Linked DNA regions of Homo sapiens: all the other regions are linked to region 2. A link is a loop called in an ENCODE intact Hi-C map of the cell type or tissue named here. Cell type or tissue: PC-9. All regions are shown on one strand. Links, peaks and the distances in the headings refer to the core of each region. The heading gives the core; the rest is flanking DNA.

Evidence for each region. Peaks named below come from ENCODE experiments on the same cell type or tissue, not always from the same donor. Only the 100,000 strongest peaks of a DNase experiment are listed, where the experiment ranks them.
Region 1: it touches region 2 in a loop (28-fold over the local background); 26 of 110 quality-filtered maps call a loop at or near these places.
Region 3: a loop joins it to region 2, with 11 times the contacts of the local background. A loop is called at or near these places in 9 of 110 quality-filtered maps.

The regions. Positions count from the first base shown.
Region 1 is chr10:89,559,572-89,567,655 of GRCh38, forward strand. No RefSeq gene overlaps it. Among named protein-coding and RNA genes, the nearest start is that of SLC16A12, 28 kb to the left of the region's middle. In PC-9, for the core only: CTCF peaks have their summits at 4,506 (motif pointing left) and 4,706; no DNase peak of the experiment used is centred there.
Region 2 is chr10:89,215,253-89,221,875 of GRCh38, forward strand. LIPA (lipase A, lysosomal acid type) reads right to left here. Exons shown (of 10, transcript NM_000235.4): 9 at 686-757. Among named protein-coding and RNA genes, the nearest start is that of CH25H, 11 kb to the left of the region's middle. In PC-9, for the core only: CTCF peaks have their summits at 2,019, 2,587 (motif pointing left) and 2,786; no DNase peak of the experiment used is centred there; H3K27ac peaks cover 552 bases.
Region 3 is chr10:88,560,841-88,568,924 of GRCh38, forward strand. All of the region lies in intron 4 of RNLS (renalase, FAD dependent amine oxidase), which reads right to left. Among named protein-coding and RNA genes, the nearest start is that of RNLS, 18 kb to the right of the region's middle. In PC-9, for the core only: CTCF peaks have their summits at 4,452 (motif pointing right) and 4,656; no DNase peak of the experiment used is centred there.

The DNA of each region.
Region 1 (8,084 bases), core at 1,785-6,784, 350 kb after region 2:
CTTGCCCACCAGACAGCAAGCCTCTTGAGGACAAGAAAGCTTTTTCTTTCTGTCTCGGTATCCATAGTACTTAAATACTTATATAGACACAACAGATAATTAGGAAATGTTTACTGAATGAATAAATAGCATTGGCAATCACTCATAAAAACGCCAAGTCAGATTTTAGTACCCCCTTAGCATACTTGCACATGATACCTACTAGCAATCCTGAAGGGTCACTAGATGCCAGGCAATGCACTGAATTAGGCGGTTGTTGGTTACTATTCATTATCTTCCAACAACCCTACAAATTAGATGTTATTATTCCCATCTTTAAATGTAAGAAAAATAAAATTGGGCAGGTTAAATAGCATATGTCACCACCTAGACCCAGGATTTTAATTTAGTCTCTCTAAATCCCAAACTACACCAAGCTGTAAGTCAGAAAAATGTAAATGAGGAACAGCTTATGGTACACTTAAAAAAATTATTTGATAAAAATCTGTTAGAGATTTACAGAAAACTTTTCACACTGTATTTACATTGCTTGACTTCATTATGGATTTTCAAGGAAGAATGATTGAAGGCCAACTCAATCATTCAGCCACAGTGAAGAGTTTGGCATAATTTGAAACAAAGGAATACATATGGGAAGCATCTAGAACTGAGTGAAATGGTGGCAAAGAAGACATGGACCTATACAAATATTACTAATTGGGAAAACACTTATAAACCACTGTAGGGTTTCTACATTGTTGAATGCTATCCCAATTTTTTAATACATGACATAGAACAATATTTACATACATGTACACTGAAAATAGATCCAAAGGGTATAAAACAAAATGTTTTGGTTATTTCTGAGTTATATAATTTTTTTTTCTGTGCTTGTCCACATTTACTAAAATCTCCACAATTAAAAAAAAAAAAATCCATGATGAGCTGGGAGTCGTGGCGCACACCTGTGGTCCCAGCTACTTGAGAGGCTGAGGAAAGATGATCACTTTGGCCCGGGAATTTGAGGCCAGCCTGGGCAATATAGCGAGACCCCATCTTTAAAAATTAAAAAAGTAAAAAAATAAAAAGTTTGTAATAAAACTTATAACAAGAAAATGAACCTAGTTAAAAAATAAAAAGAAGATCTGAATAGACACTTCACCAAAAATGATATACAGATAGCAAATAAGGCATTGAAAAGACGCTTGATATCACATGTTGTTAGGGAATTGCATATTAAAACAATGAGATACCACTACATACCTATTAGAATGGCTAAAATCCAAAACTCTAACAGCATCAAATACTGACAAATGTGAAGTAATAGCTCTCATTCATTGCAAAGTGCAAAATCGTACAGCCACTTTGGAAGATAGCTTGTCAGTTTCTTACAAAACTAAACATACTCTTACCATATAATCCAGCAGTTGCACCCCCTGGTATTTACTCAAATTAATCAAAAATTTATGTCCACACAAAATCCTGCACATGGATGTTTATAGCAACTTTACTCATAATTGCCCAAACCTGGAAGCAACCAAGATGTCCTTCAATAGGTGACTGGATAAATTGTGGTACATCAAGACAATGAAATATTATTCAACACTAAGAATAAATAAATTGTCAAGTCATGAAAAGACATGGAGGAAACTCGATGCACATTACTAAGCAAAAGAAGTCAATCAGGGGAGGCCCAGGTGGGCGGATCATGAGGTCAAGAGATTGAGACCATCCTGACCAACATGGCGAAACCCCCTCACTACTAAAAATACAAAACTTAGCTGGGCATGGTGGTGTGTGCCTGTGGTCCCAGCTACTCAGGAGGCTGAGGCAAGAGAATTGCTTGAAACCGGGAGGCAGAGGTTGCAGTGAGCCAAGATTGCGCCACTGCACTCCAGCCTGGCGAGAGTGCGAGACTCCAACTCAAAAAAAAAAAAAAAGTCAATCGGAAAAGACTACATACTGTGTGATTCCAACTACATGATATTTTGGAAAAGGTGAAATTACAAAGAGAGGAAAAAGATTAGTGGTTGCCAGGGCTTAAGGGGAGGGAGGGATAAATAGGTGAAGCACAGGGCATTTTTAGGGCAAGGAAACTGTTCTGTATGATGCTCTAATGACAGATACATGACAGATACAGATACATTATATATTTGTCCAAACCTGTAGAACATACAACACCAAGAAGGAACTCTAATGTGGGTGGGTGGACTTTGGGTGATAATGATGTGTCAGTGTAGGCTCATCAATTGCAACAAATGTACTACTCAGGTGGGGAATCCTGGTGGTGGGGGAGGCTCTTGGGAGAAGGAATATGCAAGACTCTTTGTACTTTGCACTCAATTTTACTGTGGACCTAAAATGCTCTTTTAAAAAAAATCTATTAAGTGTGTTTTAAGTTCATGATGAAGAAGTCTGGTAGTTAAATCTTGCAGAATGCAATCCAAGAGCTCTCATGCTTGCTTGTATTCCTTACCATTCTGGGAACAGAAATATTCGTGATAACAATGTGCAGGTGACAGCAACTTCAAGACATGCAGGAGAGTATGCTTCAGGATTTCAGTATTTGGAAAGGACAAGTAAGTAATCCTCTTAGAGAAAAAGATTTAGAAAACTACCTCATCTGACTTCAGACTTCAGCATAAACTAGTAATCTTAACAAATCAGCTGGCTAGGATGGATGGAGAACAAAGATACATAGACATTTCCCATTATTTCTGTAAACCAGAAAGTGTCGGAGACAGGTCTCAATCAATTTAGAAAGATTATTTTGCTAAGGTTAAGGACGTGTGCCCTGGAAGCAGGTTTGTGCCTTTCTCCAAAGATGATTTTGAGGGCTTCAGTATTTAAAGGGGAAAGAGGAAGATATTTTTTAAAAGGTATGGGTAGGTAAAAGACAAATGGTTTTATTATTTTGAGTCTTTGATCAGCCTTTCACCAAATACACAATTTACATGTGAAAGAAGGGTAGAGGAATAGTCACTTAAGCCTTTTTCTAGCTCGGTGAAACTGCATTTTTACACCAGAGAAAGCCATCAGATATGCATTTGTCATTTGTCTCAGGTAAGCAGAGGACTTACTTACAGTTCTATCCTTTGTGAAGATAAGCTTTTGTGTTCTAGCCTTCACACCTGGGAAGATAAGCTATCAATTTACATTGTCAGGGTAACATTCAACAGAACCATTTTAGGATAAATGGGGGCCCATAAGGAATTTCCTAGTGGGCCAATTGTGAGGGAGGTGTGTAGCTTTTTAAAAATCTTTGAAGCTATCTTATTTAGGAATAAAATGGGAGGCAGTTTTGCCTGACACAGTTACCAGCTTGACTTTTCCCTTTGGCTAAGTGATTTTGGAGTTCCAAGATTTATTTTCATTTTAACAGTTCATAAGATCACCAAAAATGTTTTATTTAACATCAGAACGAAGATAGTGAATAAGAGTACAGAGTTAGAAGAAAGAATTCCACACATCCCTAAATTTGGACAGTTCTCAAAAGGTTTTAACTACTCATGATTCTCTGCAAGACCACTTGGTTACAGCATTCCTATTAGGGAGCTTTGAGCAGAGGACGGTCTTTCCTTCAAGGCCTCACCACCCTAAATCCTATGCCTTAAGACCATCAAAGGGTTGGAATGTGCAATTTTACCTTGTCTGTTATTGAGAACTTGTCTATCTGGGTAATATTAATAATACTTAATATTTTATGGAATATATACATTTGCCATATATTGTTCTATTTATTTTCCTTGCGGTCACCATTTAGTTTGCGTAACGACCCAGTGAGGTGAACATAACATTATCTCATTTCACAAGTAAGGAACCAAGGTCCAGAAAGATTACTGTGTTACTAGGTATCAGTTTGTAATCCAGAAGACAGTTTGACTACTGTGTCATGCTGTCTCTTAATGACAACAGCTAGCTCCAGGGCCTCCAGAAATCGTTCCACAGGTTGTTCATTGGGCAAGTTTGCCACCCAAGAGTGTGTGTGTGGACACACATCTAATCCCCACTCAGCTTGCCAAACTGCCAGCCTACAGGGCTGCATCTGCCTGGTCTTTACCTAATTAGCCCAAAAGTGCTGCAAGCCAGGTACTGAATTGACAACTTTGTGTGCATTATAACATTTCATCCAGGTGTCCCCATGTCTCCACCATCTTGCTTTCAAGGTCCCAGTACTTCCTACACAATGCAAAGAAATCTGTATTGCTTATATTTTGAGAAATTTACATCATTTGAATTATTTGTAAACCTCATTATGAATACCACCTCTTTGGTTTTATCTGTCAAAGAATGCCTACAGATGCTAATTTATTGGGCAACTTTAAAAATTGCCCAATTTTTAAATTTTTAAAAGTTTTAAATTTTTAATTTTCAAATTTAAATTTAAAATTAAAAATTTTTAATTTTCAAATTGAACTGATATAATTTCATAGTTTAGTTTGGTTAATTTCACTAACCAGTATGGGCAATGACCAGGAAATTCCCAGGAAAGTAATGCCATCTAGCGGTAAAATCAGGGCAGATGTAATATACCTGCAATAAATGACAAAATTACAGAACAATTACTCAGACATAAAAAGAAAGGCAACACTGACACCTGCTCAATGTGGATGAACCTTAAAAACATTGTTATAAGCAAAAGAAGCCAGACACAAAAAGTTACATAACATATGATTCCATTTACATGAAACATCCAGAATAGATAAATCCACCATGACAGAAAGCAGATTGGTGCTTGCCAGGGGCTGTGTGAAGGGGGAAATGTGGAGTCAATGCTAAAGGGCATGTTTTCTTTTGGGTGACAAAAAAGTTTTGAAAGTAGATGCTTTAAATGTTCTAGATGTTGTACGAGATTGTGAATGTACTAGATGCCACTGAATTGTTTGCTTTAAGCACAATAATTCTATAGGCACATTACTTTGTAATATTCATATTTACACAAAACATATAATAAACCATATTTGTCCTGCCGTATATTAACTAAGGCAATGTTCTAGGCACTACAAAAAAAAAGACAAAGCTGTAAAAATCAGTTTCTGTTTGTAAAATATGTAACTGAATGGCGAAAAGTTGTACATTTAAATAATAGTACTAGAAGGTAGAAGGTGGTAAGTGGCACAGAGGAGATAAAAGATAATTATTCTGGTCAACTGGAGATGGATGACAACACTTCACAGACGGGGTTCAGGAAGGGTGGTCACACAGGAAAGATTCCAGGAGAAGTGGTTTCTGATCTGGAGCTTAATGGTAAACAACACACCATGTGGAGAATCTCAGCTTAAATTTAAATGCCGAGGCATCAAGCCCAACAAACACAACAGTGTGCATCTTTCTGATGCCTGTTCTAGCAGTGAGATCCAGGCACCAGGCTGCCTGAGAGGCAGCACCCACCTCGAGGGCACTAGGCAAATCCCTGCAAGTGAATTCCCACCACGTTGCTTTGAGAGCTAGGGGTAATCTGTGGAGTCTTTCCATGCAGAAGAATTCAAAATGAATTGTGCAAGTCGGCGCCTAACTCCCTACTCCTTAAGTGTAAGCTGTGCGTAGTGACTTCCCTCCAAAGAACACAGTATGGAAAGAGGAGAAAAAATAGAAACTTTACTTTGGAGAAACTTGATAAATACTAACTCTGCCAGGTTGACAAGGTCAACATCATTAGTGATAAGTCAGCTTGATAGTTTGTACCCTTGACAAGTGACAAGAATGTCACTTCTGTGGTCTTCCTCCACAAAATTCATAAGTCTAACTTAATCATGAGAAAACATTAGACAAATCCCAACTGAGGGACATTCTACTAAATGCTTGCTCAGTACTTCTCAAAACTGTCAAAGTCATCAAAAACAAGAAAAGTCTGAGAAACTCTCACAGCCAAGAGGTGTCTAAGAAGACACGATAATTAAATGTACTGTGGTTTCCTGGATGAGATTTTGGAACAGAAAGAGGACATTAGGTAAAACCTACTGAAATTTGAATAAAGAATTCACTTTAGTTAATAATAATGTATTAAATTTTTCCATTAATTGCAACAAATATACCATGCTAATGTAAGATGGTCGAAGGAACTGGTGCAGCTTTTAAGGAACTCTACTATCTTCACATTTCTTTTCTAAATCTAAAACCGTTTTAAATAAACAATATTTCAAAAAATATATAAACACAAAATAAAAGCATAGATTTGTGTTAAATTCCATGCATTTAAAGAAATATAATTAACATAAAGAACACATATACCTAAGCCCATCTTAATTTCTTGGCATATAAAACCACTTTGTATTCACCTCCTAACCCTTTGTCCTCTCATAACCTTATCTTGAACTTCATATGCATTAATCCTATGTATATTATATATCCTATGTGTATTATATGTTTCCAATATGTAAGTATGTATCCATAACCATTTTATAAAGTATTACATATTTCCATGAATACCTATAACCGCAAGTGAATAGAAAAAATTTGGAAACATATTTGTTACACTGACAGCAGTGCTTACTTCAGGGAAGATGGAGAGTAGAATGAGTAAAGTGGAACTCTCCTTTGACATCTTATTACTGATATGTTTCAAGGACATTGCGTTATTTTACAACGTTTACATCGGCAAAACATAAATATAAAGAAACGTGGTTGGGTCACATCATCCTTCTGCTCCAAAAACCTTTTATAAGTTTTCTTCATCTTGCACAGTGCCCTGCAGCCAGAAACTCTCAATTAATGTTTACGCATGCCAAAATTTTATGAGCACTTACCTTAAGCATTCTTTCCTGCCCATTAATCCAGTGGTTCTTAACCCTGATTGCATATTACAATCACTTGAGGAGATTTTAAAAAACAAAAAAACAAAAAACAACAAAAAAAACATACTGACGACCTGGCTTCTCTCTCGACAAATTAATTGGAATCTCTGCAGGTAGGGTCAAGGGATCTGCATTTTCACAAGCCCCTCAAGTGGCTTCTATGCTCTTTAAAGGCCATATCACAGACCAAAAATTTAAGCAGGCTTAACTTACCACTTGACGGAAGCCATCTGGATGGTTCTTGGTCTCATTAGCAAAATAAGTATCCTGTGTTGTGAGAAAACTACTGATTGCCAAATGGAAATAACTGCTTGAAAAATTCAACAACGTTTATTTTTGTAGTAAATACAATCTTGTAGATAGAAAGCATGTGTCCAGGTAAAATATTTGTCAAGCCCTTTGAATTGTAGCAAGTGCTTAATAGGCTCTCAAGAAATATCTATTGGATGAATGGTTGAATAAATAAGTGAGCAAAAAATTTACCAGGGAACCCAAGTAAGCTAACGAAAGTCTAACTGATGGAAACATCATTTGTTCAAGATTTACTGAGTACCTACTATGTGCCAGGCCCTGTACTAAATCCTAGAGTCATTGAGTTTCCACTAAGACACACATTTTTTGGTTTTTAGTAGCTGAAATTGAGGAGAGAAATACTGGCAACATGCATATTGCCTGTAAACATTTCCCTATTCTTCTAATCTTTTTTTATGAGGAAAATGAATTGTCTTAGTATGGGAATATGCGCCAATACTGTCTCTAAAGAGTGAGAAAATAACATAAACATCCCAATGAGAGGATAGAATAGCTGAAAGAGGGTGGGAAGCTGGAAGAGAATGTCACGAAGCAGAATCCTAACATCTGACCTCCAGCCTGGGGTTAGATATTTGGCAGCTTACGCTCCCTCTCCTAAAGAGCTGTACATGTCTTTGGAGCATTAATTCTGAATTAGCATTCCAAGCTTTCTGTGTGCTTCACTAAGGACCAGGCAAAAGAGGATAAATTATATTTAAGTCCCCTCAAACTTCAAATCAGCAACATTTTAAGAAAATTCAAATAGACTACTTTTTTCATTAATATACAGTGACCGTGTGCTCCTGCCATCTATTTTAAATTACAAGTGCTACAATGGCTACATATTCTTAAAAAAATATTTGAACCAGCTGCCAAGATGAGGTTTTATTAATAGCACATTTTTTAATGCATATAGTTTTAAATTCAATATGTAACAGAAGTATGAAGATTTTCCAAAAGGCTAGAAAGCCTTTTTAAAGTAGAATGAAATGTAAAGGTCAGTTATAGGACTGTTTTGTT
Region 2 (6,623 bases), core at 31-5,030:
GAATGCTAATTATAATCGCCACTAGCTGTGGAGCTGCTGCCGTAGGCTGGGCACCAAAATGAATGTTTAATCCCCGGCAAGGAAGGTGTTGTACTCCATAGGTAGTACACTCAAGGCAATAGTGGCTGGAAAGAGTTTGGGGTCATGCCCTCCTACTTCTTCCCTTTGGGTGTAAGACAAGTCACAGAAATTCTCTAAGCCTCACTGTCCTCATGTTTAAGTCAGAGATAATCACGTTTACATCACAGAGATGCTCTGGGAATTAAATTTAAAAAACAGAGCAAAGTGCCTCACACTTCAGTGCATTTAGCATGCTCAAAAATGCTAATTTTATTAGTGCAGGGAAGAGGCTTAAGCAATGTAATCTGGCCAAGGCCCCATAGCTACCAGATAACAGACATAGGACTGTCTGACTCTACAGGCTATGTTCGTGATTACTCTGAGTAATGCATAACAGTGATGATTCTTATTTAGAGCTGGGGAAAGGACAAAGAGAGGAGGCCCAGTCCACAACACCAGCTACAAAGCTTGGATTGTTCTGAATGGACTGATGGAAAACAAACACTAGTCAACTCCTGCAAACATTTCCCACAGCACCTGAGCCTGGCCAGAATCCTGATAGGCCAGGCTGGCTTTCTTGATGAGTTTTCAGGGCCCCCTTTAATGAAAAGACTAAAAACTTTACCTGGTTGTAATGAAAATAATTCTTGGCACTGCTTCCCCAGTCAAAGGCTTGAAACTTTTGGAATTTAACAGCCTAAAAAGAAGATAATTTGGAAAAGAGTTATCTGACACCAAAGTTAGAGATAACATCATAGGTTGCTGGAGCTAGCCACAACCTCGGAAATCAACTTTATACCAATATCCAGATTTACTCTTCATTTCCAAGGCATTATTTTAAATGAGATGGCATGGTTTTGTCCTGCTTTACTGAATGACTCAATTTCTCATTGTATGATTGTTAAGCAGCTACCACCTGACACAAGAAAGCAGCTATGCACATATGCTGTCAATTATACTAGATCAACAGTTGCTCCTGCTAGCGGAACTTTATGCTGACATTTTCTGCTGAAATTTGCATCCTAAGCTTTTTCAAAGAGTTAGTCATTTTACTTGGGAAATAAAGGTAGACAGATAGGTAGCTACATATATATATACATATATATATATATAATAGAGAGAGAGAGAGAGAGATGGATATATATAGATAAAATAATTATAATATACAATTGGCCCTCCATATCCAGTTTTGTATCTGTGGATTCAGCCAAGTGATATTTTGCAGATGGAAAATATTTGGAAAAAAACAATAAAAGATAATAAAACAATAAAAAATACAAATTTTAAAACAGTGTAACACCTACTTACATAGCGTTTACATTGTATTAAGCATCATAAGTAATCTAGAGATGATTTAAAGCATATGAAAGGATATGCATAGGCTATATGCAAATACTACATCATTTTATATAAGGGACTTGAGTATCTGTGAATTTTGGTTTGGGGATGATGTCTGCAGCCAGTCCCCAAAGATACTTGAGGGATGACTGTATATTTTCTATTTACCCATTCTACTTGTCTAGTTATATTAGTCAAATTTTAATGATGGTATTGATTAAACACTTTTTCTTGAGTACTGGTATCAGTATAATCACCAAGTAGTACTGCATGCCAGCACAATTCTAACTAGTTAGGGATACTAGAGCCATGAAATTGAAATTGTATTGAAATTTACATTTATTCATATTTAAAATAGTATAATATAAAATATTAGCAAAATGTCACTTATTTTTAAAATTCAAAATAGTGCAAATCCATATTTCCTCTACACTCTCAAATTAAATGTATGTCAAAAATTAAACACAAAATTGGCAAGCCAAATGAATTTGAAATGGTAAGTTTTGGCCACAAGGTGGCGCCTGGTAAAAAGAAATGCTCAGACATTCTTTGTCAAAACTGCTTTTGATTTATGTGAAGTCTGTTCTAATCAACTGCATACAATTCTACTGTTTGATGTAATAAAAGACAGAGTGAGATGATATACTATAGGGGATTGTTACAGGAGAAATATTTGGCATCTGTTTTTGCCGTTGCAAATGACTGATATTAAATACCTGTGGCATATTTAACAAGCAAAACAAAATTTGGATTCACAGCACCTGTTGGTACATCTGTTCCCCATCTTTGTCAGTGAAAATATATTGATGCAAACTATTCTGCCACTGAACACAGACAGCAGTTCATCACTTTGTCACATGTCCTTCAGCATTCATATGAAGCACCAGCGTGAGCACAGAATACAAAGGTGAAACTTGCCTATAGCTCAGACTGAAGTTCTAAATTTGACTTTGTGCTAAGTCACTTAGGACTTCAAGCTATCCACTTGAAAGGATATTTCAAAAGAAAAGTATTAAGATGATTTCCAGTAACAAAAACCTGGAAATAAGCTAAAGCCCAATTTTAATAAGTAACAATCCCTTGTAGTATATCATCTCGCTCTGTGTTTTATTACATCAAACAGTAGAATTGTATGCAGTTGATAAGAACAGACTTCACATAAACCAAAAGCAGTTTTGAAGAGAATGTCTGGGCATTTCTTTTTACCGGGCGCCACCTTGTGGCCAAAACTTACCATTTCAAATAATAGATATTTGGGTAAATATGTTACATAAATATACACAAGGGGTATGCCACTGTCATAAATATAAATAAAATACAAACAGAAAATGGCTTACAGATAATCTCATAAATAATACTAAGTGGAAAAAAATGAAACCAAATATACACTAAGGTTATACTTCTGTGATAATCATATCACAGAGTATATGTAGATAATGATCAGGAGGAAATGCCTATAGTATTAGGATAAACCGTTTTAAAATGACATTTAAAAATTATATTTAGGTCTTGAATGGTAATAAAAATGTAAACGGGTTCAACTTTTCTAAAGTACAATATGTATTAGAAGTCTTAAAGCTATGCCTACCCTCTCCCTTACTAAGTCTACTGCTATAAATGTATCATCCTAAGAAAACACTCTAACATATAAGGACAGATGATTTATGACTGCAAAACAACTATCACTGCAAAAAACAAAATGATAATAAAATTCAAGCAACAGAAACTGCCCTTTATGACAAATATTTTAAAACTTTAGTTACTGACCCGGAAAGGCATTTTTAATTATGGCAGAGACTGCCACCCATTCCCATTCTTGCCTTCTTCCTTTCAGTAACAGAATCCCTAAAGCTTTCCCTAAGTACATGGCTGCCAAGATAGAAACCACATCCTCATCCTCCTGCGAGCAGCCAGGCTATGGCCATACCGCTCACTTCTAAGCTATCTCCTTCGCACAAAGTCACTTGCCCTGAGCTCCCTCTCCCCTGCCTTCCTGTGAGTTGGAAGAGACATGGAGGTGACCGGGCTGCAACCAGGCAGAAGAGGACAACACCCCGAGGATGGCAGAGCTATAGTATGGAGGGAACTGGGTCCCTGCATGGCCTCATGGAACACAGCCAAAACCCCCTCTATCATCAGTCTGGGCCACCTCTCTCTGAACTTTATTATGAGAAAGAAATAAACTCTTTATTTAGCAGCTGTATTTTGGGGTCTCTAATACAACAGCTTAACTTGTATCTAACAAATATAATGGCATTTCTTTAAATGAAAATTTACATAAAAGCAGATGTAGTATGATCTGACTTTTGTAATGGAAATGATTATATTACAAAACTGTAAGATTATACCAAAATATTAATAGTGGCTATTGCTGGGTGCTAGACATACAAGTCATTTTTCTTTCACTCATGTATTTTCTAAAATTTCATAAAACATATTACATGTTTAACAAAAATTATACTGAATATCCTTTTTACAGTGTTCTTTAAAAGCCTACCAAAAGTATGTTTTTTCCTTTAAAGAAAAAAAAAAGAGCACATCGTAATCATCTAAGGCACTTAACTCAAACATAGATCCCAGGGTCACAGCCCTAGGAATTCAGAGTCTCCACAGGTCTCAGACAGGCCCAAGAACCAGTATTTTTAATAGCACCTTAGGTAGGTCAGAACAACACTGGAAAACTACACTGGGATGGCCTTCTTCAAACAGGTGAGAGTACCTGGGCTCTGGGCAGGGCCAGTGAGAAAGTGAGAAGTAATATCAAGTCTTGGCTCTGGGGAGCTCCGAAATTCATCAGGTTTATAAGGAGAATGGAAAGATGAGTATGCTATATTTAAAATCCCGCTAAAGAACAAGGTATGGAATTTATTAACAAGTTAATCCTAATTATTTAAACAAAAAGTAAACTTCTGAATGGACTGTAAACAAAATGGCCTTTAAGGTCAACCCCAAACTCATACCATAAGAGCCCTCTAATGCCACACCTGAATTCTAGCCCCAGCCTGCCCGGCATCCAGGCCTGCCCAGCTTCCACAGAAGCCTTTTCCTGCACTGCCTCTTGGAGCCTGCAGCCTGCACCAGTGGCAGCCCCTGGCCAACAGCCCAGAGGAGGGAAAGCCAAAGGGAAGATCCGATACAATGGCTGCACAAAGCAACCAACCATTTTACTGACAAAAGATGGTACAGCGGGTAGAAGAGCAAAGGCCCAGGCTGCCTTGTACAGCAAATCTGGGCTTTGCAAATATTCTGGAGGTATATTCCAGGGTAGTTAGAATCTAAAGTCACCAGGTCACAAATGGGGCACAGAGCAGTGCTCTGGCCCTCACCCTGCAGCCTTTGACCCTGGCAAGCTGCTGGATAAGAGGGCTGGAACAAGACCAGTAGCCTAGATGATAGCCGATCCAATGTCTCTACTGCAAACCCCATGCCCAGTGGAGGCCCAAGACACAGAAGGGTGAAGCAACACAGGTCTGTAATATAAAATAGAGTTGGCCTAGGACAGCCTTGGTTTCAACATTCCCAAGGGCCTCTGACATCCCAGGTCTGGTGGCCATTTGTACTTTGCTGAGGCCTGGCGTGTACTGTGTGTGGGCTGCTGGCAGTCACTAAGCTGGTGGGAAAGCTCAGGATCTGCCTCCAGCCAGCTCAGTCACCCTCCATCATCTCTGGGGGTGCAATAACTGATGAGGTGACAGACATTGGGCCTTTTAGGAAAATGTCCATTAGGTAAGAGGTCCTAGGCATCCTCAAAAATGTAGGGGAATTCTAGTGACAGGGTATATGAAGAAAACAAGTGACTATAAGCATAAATGTGACCAAGGAGAAAAGCAGAGACCTGAACCAAGAACGAAAATCCTCAATCTTTGTGAATTTGAGGATTTTTGAAGGTTTGGGGGCATTCCTTAAGTGGTAAGCATGTGCTGTTCAGCACGTCATGAACTATTTGCATTCCAGATGCCCCTCTTTTAGGCCACAACAAACTCTGCCCCTGAGGAACTGACATTTAACTCTCAGCCTTCTAGTTACTATAAAGGACCAGGAGCCTCAGGCCAGGCTCTTCCTAGTTCCTTAGAGACGAGCCCCAGGGAAAGGAGAACTATAGCACTGTTAGAGTTCCTGGGGCAACTGAAGAAGGAGATGAAAGTATCAGGATGTCCCGAACAGGTCTGCTCCCAAACCTGGTGGAGCAAAAGAATCTACCAGGCAGATTTTTTAAAAATGCAGATCCTCAGAAATAAAAAGGAATGAACTACTGACATACACAACATAGGAAAATTTCAAAACAAGTATTCTGAGTGGAAGAAGCCAGACAAAAACAAGTATAAACTGCATGACTGTTCTCATGCAAGCTCTAGAAAATGCAAACTAAGCTACAATGACAGGAAGCAGATCAGTGGGATTGAGGGGAGGGATGGGGGGAGGTATCACAAAGGGGCAGCAGGGACCTTTTAGGATGATGATATATTTGCTGTGTCGATTATGGTGATGGTTTCACAGGTGTATACAAACACTGAAATATATCAAATTGTATACTTTAAATATTCTATGTCACTTATACCTCAATAAAAAATTTTTTTTTAAAATAATAAAACGACTCGGGAGGCTGAGGCAGGAGAATCACATGAAGCTGGGAGGCGGAGGTTGCAGTGAGCCAAGATCGCACCACTACACTCCAGCCTGGCAACAGAGTGAGAGTCCATCTCAAAAAAATAAAATAAAACGAAAAAATAAAAGTACAGATTCTCTAGTCCAAATGATTGGGACACAGGAGTATTTGTTTTATAAGCCTGGATGGTAGCCAATCCAAGAATTCCACTATAATTCCAACTCTCATTACTTTTTTAATGCAATGATTTATTAAATAGTGTACTTTTTAAAGCAATTTGGTGATTCTGATGCAAGCAGTGACTGCCAGGTGTTTGGAAATTACTATTCAAGACACCTACAGTGTCTTGGTTTAGGGCTTAAATGGTGAGTTGTTTCATATTAAAAATGAAGTTAGCTGAAAAATAAATGGCACAAAATTATGTCCTGAGGTAGAAAGAAGTCCCTGACATATTGTCAGGTGAAAAAAGAAAAGCAAGCTGTAAAACAGTAAGCAGGAGAAAAATCAATCTATTTCTACATCTACTATTTCTATCCATGTCTTTAACAGCATCTTTTTGAAAAGAGGTATAGAATAGAATGCAGAGACATTCAATATCTATGGATATGCATTTCCTCTC
Region 3 (8,084 bases), core at 1,785-6,784, 650 kb before region 2:
ACAGGCAAGAGCAGCCAATTGCCCCTCCCTACCACCAAGAAGTCAGTCTTAGAGGCAATCAATGGTTCTGTAAGCTTATAGTTTGTAGATGTTCAGAGATAACACACACACACACACACACACACACACACACATACACACACAGACCCATAATCCACTCTGCTACAACTCTCTAGCACCACAGGTGCCACAGACAGGTCTAGCTGGAGTTTAGGGTAGAGAGAATGAGCTCCAAACTGAGACCGAAGTTTAAACATAAATACAGCGAGTCTTCAAAACCAAAGTGAGACTGTTCTAATGGCCAAAAGTGACCAGAAAGTTATAGCAAAGGACCAAGATGTCATTAAGGAATCCTCTCTAGATAGACATGGAGTTCAACATAGAGACGTTGAGGGCAGTTCTGGGAAAAAATAAAGCTGTCTCATGTTTACAGGTCAAATAGTTCAGACTCCTTAAAAATGACTTAAAACCACAAATTGATTATAATGAAAACAATGACGATATTGCAACACAAGTAAATAAATGGAACAGAACAGATATCCAGAGACAGACTCAAGTATATATGGAATTTAACATACGGCAAATGAGGAATTTCAATTTAGTGGGCAAAAAAATAATCTCTTATTAAATAAATGGTGCTGATATAATGGATTTCACTCTGGAAAGACAAAAAACAAAGCTAGATACCTTTCTCATATTTTATATAAACATATATTCCATATAAAGATTTTAATGTAAAGGATAAAAATTAAAAATATTAGGAATATAATTCAGAATACTTATATGACTTTAGAGTGAGGGAGATAATCCTTAGCAATCAGGAAGTCAAGTATCTATTAAAGAAAAAGACACACTTGACTAAATAAAAATCTTAAGAAATTATTATGGCAAATGAAATAATAAACAAAAGCAAAAGATAAATAAATGCTAGTCTAGGAAATATATGTAGTACTATATTACAAATATTGATATCCTTCATGTGTGAAATGCTCATAAAAAACAAATAATCCACTAGAAAAGTAAGCATAGGACATGACTGGGACATTTCACAGAAGAAAAACTCTAAATGACCAATAAGCTTATGAAAAGAGGCTCAATTTTACTTTTGGTCAAGGGAAATGCAAATTAATGCAAGAGCAATCAACCTGTTTTTACTTATCACTTTGGCAGAAATGTTAAGATTGATAAAAATTTAAAATATCCGGTCCTGATGAGTATATAGGCAAACAGGCATTGTCAAACGTAAGAGTGAGAATCATGACAAACTTTTTGGAAGGTAATATGGCAATACTTATTATAACATACAGGTTTTTTGAGCCAGAAATTTCACTTTGGGGATCTTATCACCCAATATAGCATTAAGAGCATCAGTTTATAAGAATATGTAAACAAGGATGTTTTTCAAGGCATAGCATTTAATAGAGAAAAAAACTGGAAACCACATGAAAGTCCATAGATAAACAAGAGATGAAAGACTAAATTCCAGTACTCCCAAACTAAAAAACTTTATGCAGCTGTTAAATAAAAATAAATCAGATGTTTATCTAAAATAATGTTGAGTAAATAAGCAAAGTGCAAAACAATAATTTTAGAAGGCACGCACAGTCATCCAAAGCTTTATATGGTTGGAACAAAGTGTGGAAGGGCACTCACTGAACTGTTAACATCAGTTAGCTCTGGGGAATGGAAAGGAGGGCAGGGCCAGGAATAAATAGGTTTGTAAGGAATAAGAAGAGAACCATGAATGAAATGACAATTTGTTGGGCATTCTATGAATAGACTGTGTGGGAAGGAATAAAGAGATACTTGATAAAACCAGCAAAAATTTAAAAATAGAAAAAAGTAAATAGTAGGCACCAATGAAAAGGATAAAAACAACATAGTACTTACCCCAATAAATGTAAAAGGGTTGAACTCATCTATCAAAAGAAAAAAATAAATAGTAGATACCAACGGAAAAGATAACAACACAGCAGTTATCTCAATAAATATAAAAGGGTTAAACTCTCCTATTGAAAGAAAGAGATTTTTCATGCTGGATTTAAAAACTCAGGTAGGTATATTGTTCTCTGGAAACATCTAAAACCAAGTAACCATAAATCAACAAAAGTGATCTTATTCACAATCTCCATAAATATTATAAAATATTTCTTAACATGCCTAATAAGTAATGTGTAAGATCTTATGATAAAAGCTATAAAATTTTACTGAGGACATTAAAAATACCTAAATAAGTGGAGAAATGTTTCATTTTCTTAGATGAGAAGATGATCTATTATAAAGATGCCAATTCTTCCTAAACTAATGCAGTGTAATTGAGTGTAATTCAAATCAATATTCCAACAGGAGTTTTTAATGAAACCTGATTCTAAAGTACACTCAGAGAAATAAAAAATAGATTAGCTAAGAAAAAACAGGACAAAAATCAAGCGGGCTTTATTCTACTCTACATCAACATAACTGTTTCCATAGGAAAAGAGTTTAGTGAAAAGAATCTTTATTTCATATTGGCAGTATTAAAGCCACACTTTGTTATACTGTAAATCTCCTAAATGCCCATCAAACTGGTTTACTACATTAAGGTAAATCAAAAGACGAGAGCACTACACAGTAAAAATAATGATGCACATGAATATTCACTGGCACTGAAAAGATACTCTTAATATACTGTAATATAGTTTTGAAAAATCCACTGAACAATTTCACATATCTTAAGTATAGCATTAAGGTCCAAGTTGATGATTAGATAGCTGAAGCCAGAGAATGTAGCCAGAGGTTGGAAAGAACAGAGTGACAGGAGGATGTGAGAAGCTTTGTTTTGCGTACCAGAGCATTATGTGAGGAAAGGAGTGGGATGGTATACAGGTCACCACTGAGAAAGCAGTTATTGAGTATCCCTGGAAAGTTAGAAAGGTACCCCCAAGATCTTTATTTTAATAGTTCATTTAAAAACCTAGCATCTATAAATGTACTGGAACTTTCAGAAACTATTATACTGGATGAACAAGTGCTATAATTTTTAAATGTAAGCAAAATTATTCAGTCAAATAATGTCTTATTAATTGAAAACTTTTCTACATTGAAATAAAGTAGCATTTCCTTAATTTGTGGTTGTATTTTAGAATTTTAAAAACAATTCCATGTTCTCCTAAATTATAATTAAACATACATATGCATATCTGTTCTATATCTGCATCTATTGGCATTGTAGATCTGTGAAGCTCTATATTTCTAGATAAAGAAATTTTATTTCTGTTATTCATATATTCACATATGGATGTGATCCTTTGGTTATTAGAGTTTGCCTTCTTGAGATCTTCTCCGCTTTTATTACATCTTTGCTATCACACAGCAACTAGAAATTAAAAAATTTACAAGGATAAATTATTTAGGGAAAACAAACTCCTTTCCCCATCCTCCAATCTAGGAAAGAGAAGCTCAACATTGTGTTTTGAAAGGTTGTGATGACTGCAAATACACACACACACACACACACACACACACACATGCACACACACACATGAGAAAGTAAAGCATCTTTCTCTTGCAGGATCTTAAGGTGGATTAAACTGGTGAATCCCTGAAAATCAGAGGGTGGGGGGTGGAGATGAGTGCTATAACTAGAAGTAAAACTAGGAGGAGAGATTAGGAATTCCTGAATCTAATGTTTAAGGGTCAGGGGTTTGAGGAATTTCTGTGCATGGTAGAGAGGAAGATCAAGTACACATGGAAGAGCTATGCATAACAGTGGTTAAGAGTACAAGCTCTGGAGTCATTTTACTGAGGTTCACATCTCAGTTTCACCAAGAATTGAGACAATAATAATGCCTAGCATTACTTTGAGGATTAAGTGATATAATCTTTGTAATAAGAATATAGAGAAAGTAGCACTATTATAGAATCAGAAAGTAAATCATAAGAGGGTCACAATATGATACATGAGGTTTCTCTATTCTCCCAGCTGGGAGGAAGTTTAATAAATGTAATAAATAATTGCCAAATGAAAAAACAATTACATCTGCTTCTTCCATAAGAAGCAAAATAGAGAGAGTTGGATGACAGAAAATCCAGACCACTCTATAATGTAAAGGGAATTCTTTCACATAAGATATGATACTTATGTTAATCCTAAAGGCTACATATGATTAGAAAGAGAGAGAAAGAGAATGAGAATGAGAAGAAAAACACAGGAAGCTACAGACGTGGCTGTTCATAGTCTGTACAAATGTGAAACATGTAGTACATTCCTAATTCTGTCACTCATTAATCAAGCACTTTTTGGTAAGTTATGTAATTCTAATGGGCCTAAATTTATTTCCCTGTGATATGCAGTTTTGTGAATATTATAGTTATAGTGTTATTCTATGTTTCTGTCATTTTCACAGTCCTCTCTAGTTTAGATTCTAAGGGGAACTACAATATATATTTCACACACTAGATGGCAATATATGGCTTTGTAAGTGGATGTCTTTTTCACAGAAGCCTAAGACGTCTAATAATCAAATAAGAGCTGATTTTTCTCCAGAAAACACAGAGAGAAGGGTAGACATTAACCAATTCTTCATACTGAGGTCATGTTTTAATCCCTTTGATTTGACCCACAGATGTTAAAGGATCTTGTGGGGACATTCTAGTTTAAGTCTTTAGTGCCAGAGAGAATTATTTCATAACAATGAATTAAACACAAAATGATTTCCATGGGGGTCCAATTCTGAATTGAGTCAGCTCAATATAACATCCAAAGACCCTCATCCTCAGTCAAATATACCAAGTCAATTATTCTTAAACTTTTTCATCATAAAGAGCCTACATATGGCACAATACTCCTCCACTAAAAAAAAAGGAAAGAAGATCTATTTCTTTTCAGCATGATACATTTTTTTAAAACAGTGTCAACGTTATCTTTCTTTTTTTTTTTTTTTTTTTTTGAGAGGGAGTCTCGCTCTGTCACCAGGCTGGAGTGCAGTGGCGTGATCTTGGCTCACTGCAACCTCCGCCTCCCAGGTTCAAGCGATTCTCCTGCCTCAGCCTCCTGAGTAGCTGGGACTACAGGCGCACTCCACCACACCCAGCTAATTTTTGTATTTTTGGTAGAGATGGGTTTCATCATGTTGGCCAGGATGGTCTCGATCTCTTGACCTCGTGATCCGCCCACCTCAGACTCCCAAAGTGTTGGGATTACAGGCAGAAGCCACCGCGCCCGGCCAATATCATTTTTTATAATAAGAGTAAACTATTCTTATTTTTAAAGTTATGATTATTCAAAAAATCGTAAAGAAGAAAATGAAAATCATATCTGAGCAATAGCCAATGTTAATGTTTGTCAAATTATTTCTGATTCATGAAAAAATATATAAATACATACTTTAATCTTCTTTCCAAGTTAAAAATATTTATAAATATTTCTGTTAATAAATATATTATTATATTAGTGGTCACTACCATTCTATTTTTCATGGGTATATATTTACAAAATGTACACAGGAAGTGTTCTGAGAACACATACCTTAACTGAAAAGTCTGGTCTTGCCCCACAACACTATTTTTCACAAAATTGACAGAATTGGTCCCATTTAAAGATGAGTAATGATTAACAAGAGACATATGCAGAGAAAAGGAGAAAGACAACAGAACAGAAAAGAACAGAACCTAAGAAATGAGCTGATGAAAAATACATATCAGAAAAATTTTGCCAGGAAGCAAATTAGTTCAACAAACACTCGGGCATTAGTTCAGTAACAGTAAAAGAATACAGGACCTCTTTGAAACAATACCTCAAGGAAGGGGCCAAAAGGAACTCTTGAAAATTACATGGATGACATGGAGAAAAGGCTAGAAAAAAAGTAATGCAAAGATCAAAGTTGAAAGTGAGTTAAAAGAAAACAGAAGCTTTGAGAGGGAGATACTTTAAGCTTTTGTAGATACTCTGAGATCATAATAAATGAAACAAATAAATCTTCCAATAAGTATTAGAAGGAAACTTACCTAAATAAGAGAAGAGCTGAATGTTCAAGGCAAAAGTGGACAACATAGCCCATGAAAAATGAACACAAAACTAGTAACAATAAGATATATACTTATGAAATTACTGGGCTCAAAGATAAAAAATATAAAAGAGATGGCTCTAAAGTAAAATATCCCTGAAAGGTTTAGAGGAAAAAGCATACACCAGAAAAAAGAAAATAAAAGAGAGAACATTTCATTTATAAAAGTTTATTTGAAAGCAAAATAAAATTAAAATGAAACTAAAGAGAGAACTTTTTAAGTCAAAGGATATAATTTTAATGAGGGTCTAGTACAAATCAAATAAAATCATAAAGCAAAAATTGCCACAAAAAAACCCAGGAAAGACAGAAAGAAAAGTAATAATAGTAGGTGAGTTAAGTTATCTTTCTCAGCCAAACACAGCTCAAGTGCACACACAAAATATAAGATGTAAAAAGAGCTAAATAAAATTATTAATTAGCAAGCCCTTAAACACATTTAGGAGACAGTCTATGACACGGTGTTGCTTTAGATGTCACTAATACAAATATTGAGAAATACTTTCAAAATGTAATGTTAAAGGATCTCTCTTGATATACAAAACTATGCAGTTTTTAAATATTGGAGTATGTAATTTACAGCACAAATGAATGTCCTGACTGATGGCTACACTGTATTTTTATAAAATGTTATAGTATGTTATTAAAACAATCTCAAAATCAATCCAATTATTGCCAACCTCCATGGCAATAAATTATCCTACTTTAAATGTCATTGGCAACAAACTAGAAGTAGATTCATGAAGAGATCATTCAAATTAGTCTCCCACTTTGCCTACAGGCATCTAATAAATATTCCAATTTCTTCTATATTATTATCACACACTGTACTAGAAAATAAGCTATATTATTTCTGCATAGTAGAAATGATACTCAAGGAAAAAAATGCTTTCAAAATTTAACAGCAGCTATACCCTTCCTCAGAAAACAATTTCTTCTATAGTTCTAAATCTAAGATCTATAAAACATATTTATTACCAGTTTTCTTTCTATTAGTGGCATAAAAAGCCATTTCTCTATCAAAACCAAGGTCAATGTTAGCTGTGCAACAAAGTCAAAAGCTACAGGCATATCAATACCCACTGCCATCCCACAGCCCTGAAGCCTTGTCCACCACGACCAGACTCTGTTATAGCTCATGGGCTTCAGGAAAGATGAGGTACCCTCTACAATTCAATGACTTGACGGGCCAGGGTCAGTGAGCCATGATGAAAGCAGGAGAAAATAAGTGAAATCTGTGCAGATACTGACAAAACAGAGCCACAAAAAAGTAAGAACATGCCATATTTTGTTTTCTGTTCCTGCATTAATTTGCTAAGGATGAGGGCCTCCAGCTCCATCATGACCTTTTATCTGGAATCCAGGTAATAGGGAAATCTATAGGGACAGATAGTAGATTAATGATTGCTTAGGGCTGGGGGCAGGGATGGGGATGGAGGGATGGGGGTGATAGCTAAAGGGGACAGAATTTCTTTTTGAGGTGATAAAAAATTCCAAAATTTACTAATTACAGACATTGATAATGGTTGCCTATATCAGTTATTATACTAAAAACCACTGAATTGTACATTTTAGATAGGTGAATTGTATGGTATGTGACTTATAATCTTAAAGCTATTTTTTTGTGTGTGTCGTTGTTGTTTTGTTTTGTTTTAAGAGGTGTGTCTTAGGGGTTGAGGAAGAAGTCAGGGAAGAGGTGAGCCAAGAGGTCCCAAGCAGGGAAGAGCATAAGACAGAGACTCAAGAGTAATCCAAGATGAGATGTCGCATGGGTTCATATAATCAATATACGCAAAGCAAAGGTGCAAATGTGAGGAAAAGAGATACAAATTGTTTGGACAGGCTGATGCTTTATGACAGCAGTTCTCAACCCTGGCTGCACAGTAGCATTACTTGTTTACAAGGCGAGTCACTTTTTGAAGATACATTCGTTGCTCTGTTCCAGAAACAAGTAGATTTGCTAAGGCACGGTATTAATAATAATTCTCACAGTGCGGCTTTGAACTGAATCTTCAGCATCACCTAGAAACTTGTAAAAAA